2 separate regions of the Mus musculus genome follow, and region 2 is linked to region 1. Evidence: chromatin loops called from intact Hi-C (ENCODE). Cell type or tissue: left cerebral cortex. All regions are shown on one strand. Each heading gives the region's core, and the rest is flanking DNA. Links, peaks and the distances in the headings are about the cores only. Region 1 holds the start of Atg4d (autophagy related 4D, cysteine peptidase). Region 2 holds the start of Slc44a2 (solute carrier family 44, member 2).

Evidence for each region. Hi-C counts contacts between places; a loop is a spot of excess contacts. Peaks named below come from ENCODE experiments on the same cell type or tissue, not always from the same donor. Only the 100,000 strongest peaks of a DNase experiment are listed, where the experiment ranks them.
Region 2: a loop joins it to region 1, with 6 times the contacts of the local background. A loop is called at or near these places in 1 of 42 quality-filtered maps.

Annotation. Positions count from the first base shown.
Region 1 is chr9:21,260,383-21,266,803 of GRCm38, reverse strand. Atg4d (autophagy related 4D, cysteine peptidase) reads right to left here and starts at 1,519. Exons shown (of 10, transcript NM_153583.10): 1 at 1,087-1,519; 2 at 1-65. The coding sequence starts at 1,321. In left cerebral cortex, for the core only: a CTCF peak has its summit at 2,782 (motif pointing right); a DNase peak (open chromatin) is centred at 1,587; H3K4me3 peaks cover 1,668 bases; H3K27ac peaks cover 1,464 bases.
Region 2 is chr9:21,315,910-21,322,330 of GRCm38, reverse strand. Slc44a2 (solute carrier family 44, member 2) reads right to left here and starts at 1,612. Exons shown (of 23, transcript NM_001359227.1): 1 at 1,480-1,612. The coding sequence starts at 1,510. It overlaps Gm39302 (predicted gene, 39302), which reads left to right and starts at 1,217. Exons shown (of 2, transcript NR_166671.1): 1 at 1,217-1,741; 2 at 3,847-4,261. In left cerebral cortex, for the core only: a CTCF peak has its summit at 2,678 (motif pointing left); DNase peaks (open chromatin) are centred at 656, 1,326 and 1,585; H3K4me3 peaks cover 1,564 bases; H3K27ac peaks cover 1,522 bases.

The DNA.
Region 1 (6,421 bases), core at 483-5,482:
GCATCGCCCGCAGAGGTGAACAGTGGAGATCTTGCTGAAGCTGGTCCGGCTTTTAACTGCCCAACCTGGGGAAACATGGAGTAGCTCGCAGCAATTTAAAGCACTCAAGTATCAGCAATGGGTCTTCCATTCCCCAGTGTTGAACTGGGCCTGATCCTAGCTGAGATGTCAGGGCGGCGGCTCTGCAAAATCCATGCCACACCACATCTGTCTGGAACACAGGTGGGACTTAGTCACATCTTCATAAGGACCCACTATCAACCCAGGGCCGTTCTATTCTGACTGTTGGGTTTTGCTGTAAATCTATAAAGCACATTTTTATTTTGTGTATGTGAGCTTGTGTATATATGTGGACAAGCAAGCACCACAGTTTGGGTCTGGAGTATAGAACATTGACAGGAGTGGGGGCTCTCCTTCCACCATTGGGGTCCAGGCTGGAGCTGAGGTCCTTAAGCTTGGTGACAAATGCCTTTAACTACTGCGGCATCTCACTAGCCTTTTTCCAATTTTTTTTTAAAATATCCACTGGTGTTTTGCCTGCATGTATACCTGTGTGAGGGTGTTAGATCCCATGAAACTGGAGTTACAGACAATTGTGAATTGCCATGTGGGTGCTGGTAATTGTTCCTCTGGAGGAACAGCCAAGGCTGCTGAGCAGTCTCTCCAGCCCCCTGTTTTCCGATTTTTTGAGACCCAGTCTCATGAGGAGCTCAAGTCAGCCTGGAACTTATTATATAGTCCAGGATAGCCTAGAACTCTTGGTAAACCTCCTGCCTCAGCATCCCAAGTGCTGGGATTACAGGTGTGAACCAACATCTATTAACTCTGTTCATACTATTGCACCTATGTTACAGAGGGCAGTAAACAGACCGCAGGAAAGCAAGGTATTTGGCCAAGGTCAAACAGGTGCAATGGGCGGAGCTTGAAAACCTTTCCCATTTAACCTGCCCCACGTCCAGGACTGGGAAGGGCGGAGGACCTGCTTGTGACTCCTCCTGGATGGGCTCATCCACAGGACAGGGTAAAGGTTTGGTTTCTTTTGCTCTGACCCCTCTGACACCCTTGACCAGTGCACCCCCTCCTCACCATACTTGACGTTGTTCCAGGCTGTCAGGAACTTGGCTTTGAACTTGTCCACCTCGTCGGGCTCGGCGGGGTCTGTCCCAGATGAACCGAGAGCTGCCACTCCGGACCCCGAAGGTCCCAGGTTGCTAGGATCCGGGATACGGGTTTGTCCCCTCGGCCGGCGACAATCGGCCCGGCGCGCGTCCTCCGAGCTCCCGCTGCGGTACTGCGCCGCAGCCGGCGACACGGAGTTCATGGACCCGCCGGAGAGGAAGGACGCAGGTGTCCCCGAGGTCCGGGGAACTGCGAACGCTCGGGAGCAGCCCCGCGGCCAGCACAGTGTTACTCTATACTCAGAGCCGGGCTCCCGGGTCCGGCTCTGGCCGCAGCGGATACCCGGGCTCCCACAGCCAGCGCCATCTTGGTGGCCCAGAGCACCCGGATACGGTGGGCTTGGCTAGCGAGCAAGCCACGCCCCTGTACAGTCCGCCTCCCTTGGACTCACCACACCCTCCTAATCTCACCGCGCAGGCGCAAGCGCGTCCCTGGGGGCCCTTATCTCAGACCAATGGGTCAGAGCCGGAGAAGCCACGCCCATTTACAGCCCTTTCTCAAGCCTTGCACACCCTTGTTCTGAATGACATCTCAAGCTGCGGACGCCGGACCTTCTCTCGCTCAAAAGTGCAGATTTCCCCGCCCTGCCACTCAAATTCCACTGCATTGAAGGTCCCATGTTCTGGGTGCGATACATGGGGCTTGTCGTGCCTGTGGAGATCTCGTAAGAGCCAACTCAGGTTCCTAGACAGCCAGCACCTTTATCGCATCTTTATCCGCTGAGCCATCTGAAGGGCCTTTCCAATGTTTTGAGACAAGCTCTCACTTAGACCTGACTCTCCTAAGGAGAATACATTCCGACTATTCAAGTCCTGCTTAGGCACACGAGCTCCGTTCACGCCCAGAACACATGCCCCGACCTGCAGTGAAATTGGAGAGCCCAGGCAGAGAACCCACCCTGGAGCTCAGGCTGGCCTCCAACTCATGGCTGCCCGCCTGCGTCAGCTTCTTTAGTGCTGGGGTACTCAAAGACTGAGCACACTGGCGATGGAGCTGAGTTGGTAGAGGGCCTAGCACACGTGAGGCCCTGTGTTCTATTCCCTGAAACCCAGAAACTGAGTGTAGTGGTGCATGAAACCCAAGTCTCTGAGGCAAAGGCAGGGGCACAGGCCCCTCCTCTGTTGTGCAAGGCGTTTGAAACCAGCCTGAGCTTCATGAGAACGAAAGAGACTGTGAACACAACAGAGTTTATCAACCCAGAACAGATGTCACCCTGGGGATGTGACTATCCCTGACCCATTGGTGCCCCATTGGTCATGATTCTCAGTGCCTCAGTTTTCTCCTGAGCAAAATTTGAGGGAGTTATCTGTAAGACTATAAAAGGAAAACGAGGGCTGGTGAGATGGCTCAGTGGGTAAGAGCACCCAACTGCTCTTCCGAAGGTCCAGAGTTCAAATCCCAGCAACCACATGGTGGCTCACAACCATCCGTAACGAGATCTGACTCCCTCTTCTGGAGTGTCTGAAGACAGCTATAATGTACTTCCATATAATAAGTAAATAAATTAAAAAAAAAAAAAAGGAAAACGATTTTGGCATTTTTTTTAGTGAATCTTTTTTATTTATTTATTTATTTTATTTTTATGAGAACGCTGTCGCTGTCTTCAGACACACCAGAAGAGGGCATCAGAATCCATTACAAATGGTTTTGAGCCACCATGTGGTTGCTGGGGATTGACCTCAGGACCTCTGAAAAAGCAGCCAGTGCCCTTAACTGCTGAGCCATCTCTCCGGCCCCAATTTTGGTATTTTGAGACCCTATCTTATGTAGCCCAGGCTGAGCTTGAACTTACAAGCTATGTGCCTGAGGATGGCCTTGAATTTGCCTATTATTTATTTATTACACTTATTTATCTGTGTGTGTATGTGCACGTGTGTGTGTGTGTACGCGAGTGCACACACGTGCGTGGGTGTGTGTGTGCATGTGTGTACACATCCTTGCCACAGCACTTATGTGGCACTCAGAGGGCAACTTTTGGAAGTCACCTTCTACCACATGAGTCCTAGGGACTGAACTCGGGTCGTCCGGCTGGCAGCAAGCACCTTTACCTGCTACTCTGTCCTAAATTTATGATCCTTCTCTCTCCGCCTCCAGAGTGCTGGGATTACAGGCATACAAGGTTCTCCTGCATCGCCCCAACTGAATCTTCATACAACTGATGCATATCCAAGGAAAGATTCCAACCCAAAGAGAAAGAAGGGGGGCCGTATCAGAAAGTAGGATGTCTTTTTATATAAAATAGGAAAGGCTGCAACCTCATTTGTAGTTGGATAGGCTTGGAGGGAGGGGAAATCAGCAGGGGCGGGGAGTATAGAGGAGGGTAGATTGGTAAGGCTTTGTTGTAGCACTCATGGGGCATGTTCAGTCCCCGCACTGCAAAAGAGAAAAAGAAAGGCCAAAGGCATCTTTGATGGAGTAGTGAGTACTTCAGTGCCCTGACTATATAGACCTTTCCCTGAAATGAAATCATATCAGATTGCCACCTAAGATACTTGAAATAAGGCTGGAGCTGGGGCTTAGTTGGTAGAGTGCCTACCTGGCATGCACAAAGTGTGGGCTCAGTCCCCAGCAGCACATAAACCGTGTGTATCAGGCACTTGGGGGTGGAGGCAGTTCACCCTGGGCTACACACATAGCAAGTTTGAGGCCATCAGATCCGATCTCAAGGGAAAAAAAAAAAAAAACCAGGGGTGGGGTGACCATGCTGGGCAGTCATACCTCACACCGTTAGTCCCAGCACTAGGCAGGCTGAGGCAGGCAGGTCTCTGAGATCAAGGCCAGCCTGGTCTACAGAGTGATTTCCAGCACAGCCAGGGCTGTCTTGAAAAAAAAATCAAAGAGGGAGAAAGAGACAAAACAGAGAGAGAGAGAAGGAGAGAGAGAGAGAGAGAGAGAGAGAGAGAGAGAGAGAATTTGATCCCAGCATTAAGTAGAGGCAGGATGGATCTCTGTGAATTCAAGACCACTATGGGCTCACATGGTGAGACCCTGTATCAAAAACACACACAAGTATTAGAACAACAAAACTCAACAACAACAACAAAATCAAATGAGGGCAAAAGGAGTTTGTAAATTTCTCAGTGTGTATAGGCACTTGTTGCTAAGACTGGTGACCTGACTTTGACCCCCAGGACCCAAATGGGAGATGGTGAAGCCAACTCCCAAAAGCTGTCTTTTAACCCTCCAAATGAATTCTGTAATATGCTAGTACACACACAGACACACACACACACCCATGTGCACGTACCCTAAATAAAAATGGAGAGAGACAGAGAGAGAGAAATCTTTTTAAATTTTCTGCTGCAGGCTACATTTCCAGCCCTCTTCCTCATTTTATAATGGCATTCTTTCAGCTGGGTGTGGTGGCTCAAGCCGATCATCCTAGCATTCAGGAGGCTGGCTGACACCAAGGACTAGCCTTGGTACACAGTGACTTTGAGGCTAGCCTAGGCTTCACAAGGAGAGCTATATTCACAACAACAACAACAACAACAACAACAACAACAACAAAGAGTTCTTGCCATTATTCATCATTCAGGGGCGTGCACCAGCCACACCCATTGGGATTTCCTGATTGAAACTGTTGTAAGAACAACCGAGGTTCAGCAGAAAGTGTGCCTCTAATCTTGAACTTTGACCTTTTCCTTGGCTGGCAACATTTACCATAGTTCTCTTTTGTAATACTGAGCAGGGAAGCAAGCCTGGGCACTCAGCCACCCACAGGATAGTGAAGGAAGATAGCCAAGATGCCACAGCACACCTGGTGAGGAGGGAGTGGGATATGCTGTGCAATGCTTTGGACAGTCTTGTATAGCCCAGGCTATCCTCCAGTTAACGGTGTTGCTTAGGATGGCCTTGAACTTTTTTTTTTATAGACAAGGTTTCTAAATTGCTTATCTTCATAAGTTGGATGCCAGCAAGGATGTATGTGTGCCACGTGACCACGTGCGTGCCTATAGCCAGCAGAGCTCTTGGATTCCCTGCAGCTGGAGTTATAGTTTGTGAGCCAAAATGTTTGTAACAGGAATTAAACCTAAGTACATTGCAAGACCAGCTAGTTCTCTTAATCACTGAGCCATCTCTCCAGCTCTAACTTTGATTTTCCTACCTTTAACACCTAGTGTAACAAGTACACACTATCACATGGATGTATGTGGGGAGGGGAAAAGGCCAGTGGAATCCTGGGCCTCAAGCAGGCGATGTAAGCACTCTACCACCTGAGCTGAGTCGCTGAGTCTTGGCCTCTCTAACAGTGCTGTTTCTGTTATATTACTTTAATTTTTTAAAAAAGACTTTTTAAAAAATTATCAGCTAGTCAGAGGTTAAGAGCATTGACTGCTCTTCCAAAGGTCCTGAGTTCAAATCCTAGCAACCACATGGTGGCTCACAACCATCCGTAATGAGATCTGATGCCCTCTTCTGGTGTGTCTGAAAACAGCTATAGTGTACTCACATATAATAAATAAACAAATCTTTAAAAAAAAAAAAATCAACCAGGCAGTGGTGCCACACGCCTTTAATCCCAGCACTTGGGAGGAAGAGGCAGGCAGATTTCTGAGTTTGAGGCCACCCTGGTTTACCCGGTCTCGAAAAACAAAACAAAAAAACAAAAAACACCCCCCCCTCTCTTTCACACACACACACACACACACACACACACACACACACACACAGAGGGGAGAGAGAGAGAGCGAGAGAGCATGCAGATGCTGGTGATACCCGGATGAGGGGGTTCCTGGAGCTGAAATTAAAGTTGATTTTGAGCCACTTCCTGTGAGCGAAGGAACCAAATTCTGGTCCCCTGCAAGAGCAGCCTGCTGAGCTCCACCATCAGCTCTGCAAAAGCTTTCAGCTGGTGGCAGCCCTTGGTTTCCGAGCCAGGTTTTCACCATGTGAGCCCTTCTGACCTGGTATCAAAATCTTCCTGCCTCTCTCTGTCCTGAGTCATGGTGAGATTGTGTGGTCACCACCACACACAGATGGAGAGCATTAGCCTGGCAAGGCTGAGACCCTGGCTTCCATCAAAAACATCAGGAAGGAAAAAAAGGGAAGAAGGGAGGAAGGGAGGGAAAGAGGGAGCGAGGAAAGGAAGGAGGGAGGGAGAGACAGAAGTAGGGTGGAAGGAAGGAAGGAAGGAAGGAAGGAAGGAGGGAGGGAGAGGGGAACAAGAAAGCATTCCATCAGGCAGCATTGGGCATCAAATGGCAGTCTCTTTGGAATGGCATTTATATGGGAAGTTTCT
Region 2 (6,421 bases), core at 513-5,512, 55 kb before region 1:
CCATCTAGATTCCAGTTCTTGCTAAACATGAGCCAGGGTTCTAGCTTCAAACCCACGGCTTACTGACCATGCGCCATGCATGAGTCTCCGATTTCCATCGCAACACAATGTACAGCCCCCCTCTGCCTCTCCCCGCAAAAAAAGTTCCACCCTTTGGACAAATTGAAGCCAGGTAAAATAATATCCACGCTCATTCTGCCCCACTTTTATTTCAAACAGACCTCGAGAAGACCAAAGATTCTCTCAGGTGTGATACCCAAGCATACTCAGGCTCCCAGACCAAGAATCCCACACCAGAGACAGCCAGAAGCACTCAATAGTTGCACAGCAACCCAAGAGCCTGGGGCTTCAGACCTTCTAGTGGTCTGGGGGCTGGCAACTTCAAGCTGGGAGAGCCCTGAAAGGCTAGGTCTTGCTACCTTCCTTTAGGCCAGGAAGGGTGTGTCACAGCCTCTGGGACCTGTCTATTCTTTTTTTTTCCTCCCCCTGGACCGCACAGACCCAGGAAAGAGGAGGAAGGCAGAGAGCCTACTTGCTTTTCTAGTTATTTTTGAACCATTTCCGGCCCCCTCCCCAAGACTCTAGAGTCTAGCAGTTTCCAGGAAGTTCCAGTCACACAAAGTGGTATATCAGGGGGAGGGATAGAGCCCCTCTGCCAGAGTCTCAGCTATGCCTCTTAAGGCTTGTGGCCGATTTAGGCCCAAGGAACCTAAAATAGATAAGAGGAAGGAGGCTCAGAGTTCAACACCCAGTCCGTGGGAACCCGGAGTCGGGTAGGGTGAGAAATCCGCATCTTGGCCCCACCCCCAGCTCCAAGTGGCTAAGGCCACCTCAGGCCTTACTGAGGTCCGGGTCTCCTGGAACCCTTAAAATTACAGGCACCTGCAACAATCAGCACAGGCAGGGAAAGTTTCTGCATTGCTCCCCGCCTGCCCGCCTCGTCTCTGACCTTCCCTGTCGCATTAGGCACCTAATTCCAGTTATACGGGACTCTTCAGCCTTGCCTCAGTTTCCCCATCTAGTACTAAGCTTGGAGTCGCTATTCTGGATGTAAATGGCGAAGATGTGGAGGACACTTGGGTCTTAAGGAGACGGGACATGTGGCGAGGTCGGGCCCCATTCTTGCCCACACCCCAAGCTAAGATCGCCTCGCATCCCCTCCCCCGCCCATCACCTAATTCTCCCAGATAACGGGACCTCCAGGCGAGGAGCATGCGCCATAAGTCCCGGCTCATCGCTCAGGAAGGGAGTAAGCTTGAAGATCCCCGAAAAGAGACACGGGGGACAACCTGGGCTAGGGCCAAGAGCTCCGGCTGAGCCAGCGCGGGATGCAGAGGCCTGAGGACGCGGACAGAAGGGCCTTCGTACTGCCTGCAGCCACGAGTGTTTTGTTTTAAGGCTCTCAGATGTTGCCCTTCCTCAAAACCCCCTCCTTCCCAAGTCAGCACAGGCGACCTACAGGCCGGAGGCTACTCCTACCATAGACTGCGTCCTTCCGATCGTCCTCCATGGCCTCAACCGAGGAGAGCTGAGTCCGAAGCCAGCGCGACCCCAACCCAAGCGGGCGGGAGACACCGCGCGCTGCTGGCCCCGCCCTGCCCCGCCTGACACCGCCCCCAGCGCGCACGCCCAAGACAGCCCCGCCCCTTAGGGGCGTGCCCAGGGAGGGGCGTTGGGGGGCAGCCACCTTCTGGTTTCCAGTCCGCTCTCTCTGTGGACAATTAGTGTGTTGCATCTGCTGGTCAGTCATTCTTTTTGTTGTTGTTGTTTTGGGTTTTGTGGGTTTGTTTTTGTTTTGTTTTTAGACAGGGTTTCTCTGTGCAGCCCTGGATGTACCGGAACTCTGTAACACGGCTGGCCTGGAACTCAAGAGATCTGTCTGCCTCAAATACTGGGATTAAAGGTGTGCTCAACCACCGCTCAGCAAGTCATTCTTTGTCCAGGTACTGAGCGCTGACTGAGCTAGGGATGCAGAAAAAGTTGTCATGTGCTCATTCATCCTATTGGTAAGATTTTGAGAGTTTGAACACAAGTCAGAAAGGAATAAAAGAGAAGGAGTGGCATGTCCCTGGGCCTCTGGGTAGGAGGTTTACGACTTTAATCTTCCAATCCCAGCACTGGGGAGGCAGAAGCTGCAGGATCTCCTTTATTATTATTATTATTATTATTATTATTATTATTATTATTTTGAGACTGAGCCTCCCTGGGGTCCTAGCTATCCTGAAAGTTGCTATGTAGACCAGACTAAGAGAGATACCCATGCCTCTATCTCTGAGTGTGGGGTTTAAAGGTGTATGCCACCATGTCCAACCTTAAAAGGTAGTTTTGAAAAACACCTATCATTCCAGCACTTGGGAGATGAAGAAGGAGGCACAGTAGTTCCAGGCTAGCCTTAGCTACACAGGAGTTTGAGGACAGCCTGGGGTACGTGAGACCCAGTCTCAATAAACAAAAATTTTCTTTGATCAGTGGAAGGTTTGAAATGTTGACAGACATGATCTAAAATAAGTTCTAGAATAACAATGATTAGGGCTGGAGCGATGTCTCAGAGGTTAAGAGCACTGCCTGCTCTCTTCCAGATCCTGTCTTTCAGAGGACCTGAGTTCAATTCCCAGCAGCCACATGGTGGTTCACAACAATATATAATGAGATCTGGTGCCCTCTTCTGGCATGCAGGCATATATGCAAGCAGAACACTATTATATACAATAAAGAAATAAATCTTGAGAAAATAAAGAATGGTTAACCTAAGCCAGGCGTGGTGGGGCACGCCTTTGATCCCAGCACTTGGGAGGCAAAGGCAGGCAGATTTCTGAGTTCGAGGCCAGCCTGGTCTACAAAATGAGTTCCAAGACAGCCAGGGCTATACAGAGAAACCCTGTCTCGATAAAAACAGAAAGAAAAAAAAAGAAAAGAAAAGAAAAGAAAAAAAGCAACCTTAGAAGTTGCTGGGCAATGGTGGCACACACCTTTAATTCCAGCACTCTGGAGGCAGAAGCAAGCAGGCAGATTTCTGAGTTTGAGTCCAGCCTGGTCTATAAAGTGAGTTCCAGGACTGCCAGGGCTATACAGAGAAACCCTGTCTCAAAAAAAACAAAAACAAAAACAAAAACAAAAACAAAAACAAAACCGGAAAAGAGCCGGATGGTGGTGGCACACTCAGGAGGTAAAGACAAGTGGATCCCTGAGTTGGAGCCCACCCTGGTCTCCAGAGTGAGGCCTAGGACATCCAGGACTACACAGAGAAACCCTGTCTTGAAACTCCCCTCCCGCCCCCCAAAATTAAAAGAGACAGTTAAAATGGAAAATGCTTAAAATAGAGGAAGGGAAGCGGGTGTGGCTTTGTGGTAGAGCATTTGGCCTAGCATGTGTAAGGCTAGGTCTATCCCCAGCTAAGAAAAAGAAAGAAGGAGAGAAAAGGAAGAGAGGAGAGAAGAGAGGAGGAGAGGAGTCGCAAGGGTGTCTGGTAGTCTAGTTGGGAGCTCTGTGGGCCGTGGAAGGAGGCATAGAAGAACCTAGCATGGCGTGCAGGACTTCTAGGCCATCCTTGGCTATGTATATAGCTGGTTTCAGGAGAGCCTGAGCCACATAGAGCCATCCCCAAGCTCTTGATGTTGGCCTGGGGGAGGATCCAGTGTGGTTTTGGAGAGGTCACACGGGTAGTGCAAAGGTCACATCTTCTCCTGGCCTGCTGTGCTGATAACAAGTCCTGCAGCCCTTGTATCCCTTTCTGTGAAGGAACATCCCGTGTGTTTAACATTCCAGGTTGTTTCTCTGTGAGCACAAGGATCTCCATGCTCCTACATCTCCACTTGTTTTTTTTTTTTTTTTTTTTTTTCCTTACAGAGAACTTTACGACTGTAATGGAGGCCAAGGTTGAAGGCATTGCTGCGTGGCTAGTCTATTACACGCACAAGATGGTTACAAGAACACCTAACGGAATGACCAAGGATCGAGGAAGCCATCTGAACCATGATGGCCCTTCGCAGATGACTTAAGAGAGTTTTGCTTATCTCTTTATGCGGATGGACCTCTTTAATTTGATCACCAAATAGTATGAGAAAACTCTGACACATTAAAGCAACACACGCCAGGAAATTATTGATCACCAGGCCAGTGCTTGAGCCACAAATAATCTATAGTTGCTCTATTTTGTAGAACTGTGGTTCCGTTTGCCTTTCTCTTAACTAATTTCTTCTAATTTTTTTTTTGCTGTAATATCAATAGTTGTACTAATCATGCAAGCGATTTTGGAAACCTCTCTTTGTATTTCAGTCATTATTTATGGGACTGGTAATACAAAACCCCGAAACCAACCCTTAACAAAACAACATCATATGTCTACTACTATAGGCAACCTTTCTTTTTCTTTTCTTTCTTTCTTTCTTTTTTTATTTTATTTTATTTTATTTTTTTTTTTTCGAGACAGGGTTTCTCTGTGTAGCTCTGGCTGTCCTGGAACTCACTCTGTAGACCAGGCTGGCCTCAAACTCAGAAATCCGCCTGCCTCTGCCTCCCGAGTGCTGGGATTAAAGGCGTGTGCCACCACGCCTGGCCCCAGCTTGGATTTTCTATTGGGATGTTTCCTCTCTGTAGGTTTATCCATTATCTTCAGAATCTTCCTGTCTCCTGGTCTCCAGGATGCTGTCCTGGTTGGATGCATTGGAGCAGGAGCCATCTGGGACTTAGTTCATTTTCTGGAAAGCATTTTGGATACAAGCATAGGCTTACCCTGGCATAAGAACACAGGGGCCTTTCCCTTAATTAGACTGTGCCTCCTTAAGGGAAAAATGTTTTGTGGCAGCAGAAGAAACTTTATCGTTTATAGTGAAAATATGTGTTAGTATGGGTTAGACCTCCATGCCTCCCACACTACTCCTGCAGAGGACCCAAGTTCGGTTCCTGCTCCCACATAGGCTGGATCACAAGTGCCAACATCTCTAGCTCCTCTGACTCCCAGGCTCTTTGCTGGCCTCCCCGGGCTCCCCACACACGTGACATACACACAAATAAACAAGCAGTGTCTTTCTAGAGTGGAAGAGCCTGGGAGTGGTACTAATATTACTTTTTAATCTTATGTGTGTGAGCATTTGTCTGCACGTGCACATCTTGTGTATTCCTTCTGCTCGTGGAAGCCAGAGACGGCATTGGTCCCCGGAACTGGGATTACAGGTGGTTGTGGTGTGGATGCTGGGAATTGAGGGTGGGTCCTCTGGAAGAGCCTTGACTTCTGAGCCATGTGTCCAGTCATAAAAGCTGAGTTTTTATAGAGCTGACTCAGAGTCAGGAGAAATTCGAATTTTTTTTTATATGAAGTCTTTATAACAACTTTCCAGTGTGGGGAAAGTACTCAGAGAGGTTAAGCAATTTCCGCACTGCCACACAGTGAGCATGAGGAGGAACAAAGAGGTGAACCTCAGGAAGTGGGGCTGAGAAGCCCACACCCTCTCCACGGTTGTACAGCCATTTAGTAGTTTGGTCCCATATGGCAATGGGGGTATGATGGGTGAAGAGGAACCGAGCTTGGGAAGACATCACGTGCATGCATGCACTTATACATAAACGACATGAACAAGCAATGGTTTCTAGAGAGACTGGAACCAGGCAGTGCAGGTGCGAAGAAGGAGGATGTTTAAAAATACTTACTTCATTTTTGTTGAGAGTACAACTTTCTTTCTTTCTTTCTTTCTTTCTTTCTTTCTTTCTTTCTTTCTTTTGGTTTTTCGAGACAGGGTTTCTCTGTATAGCCCTGGCTGTCCTGGAACTCACTCTGAGAGTACAACTTTAATCAGCAGTGAGAGGTAAGCAGATCTCTGTAAGTTCAAGGCCACCCTAGTCTATATAATGAATTTCAGGACAGCCAGAGTTATAAAGAAAGACCCTGTTTTTTTTTGTTTGTTTTTTGTTTTTTTTTTTTTTTTTTGGTTTGGTTTTTCGAGACAAGGTTTCTCTGTGTAGCCCTGGCTGTCCTGGAACTCACTCTGTAGACCAGGCTGGCCTCGAACTCAGAAATTTGCCTGCCTCTGCCTCCCGAGTGCTGGGATTAAAGGCCTGTGCCACCACCGCCATCTCAAAAATATCAACAAGCTGGGTGGTGGTGGAGCACACCTTTAATCCCAGTACTTGGGAGACAGAGGCAGGTGGATCTCTGAGTTCAAGGCCAGCCTGGTCTACTCAATGAGTAGCCAAGGTTTCACAAAGAAACCCTGCCTCAAAACAGCAAGGTTAGTAGCCAGTTGTGAAGGGTCCCTGCCGGCCATAGAAAAACCCAGAGGAGGGCTGTGTCCTGGACACAAAGTAGGAAGTCAGAGGGACCTCTCCACAGAGAAACAATGACATAAAGAAAGCAAATTTGGTGAGAGTTTTGTAATGAGGGGTGAGGGCCATAGGTCAGCTGGAGTCTGACTGCTGGGTTGGGAGC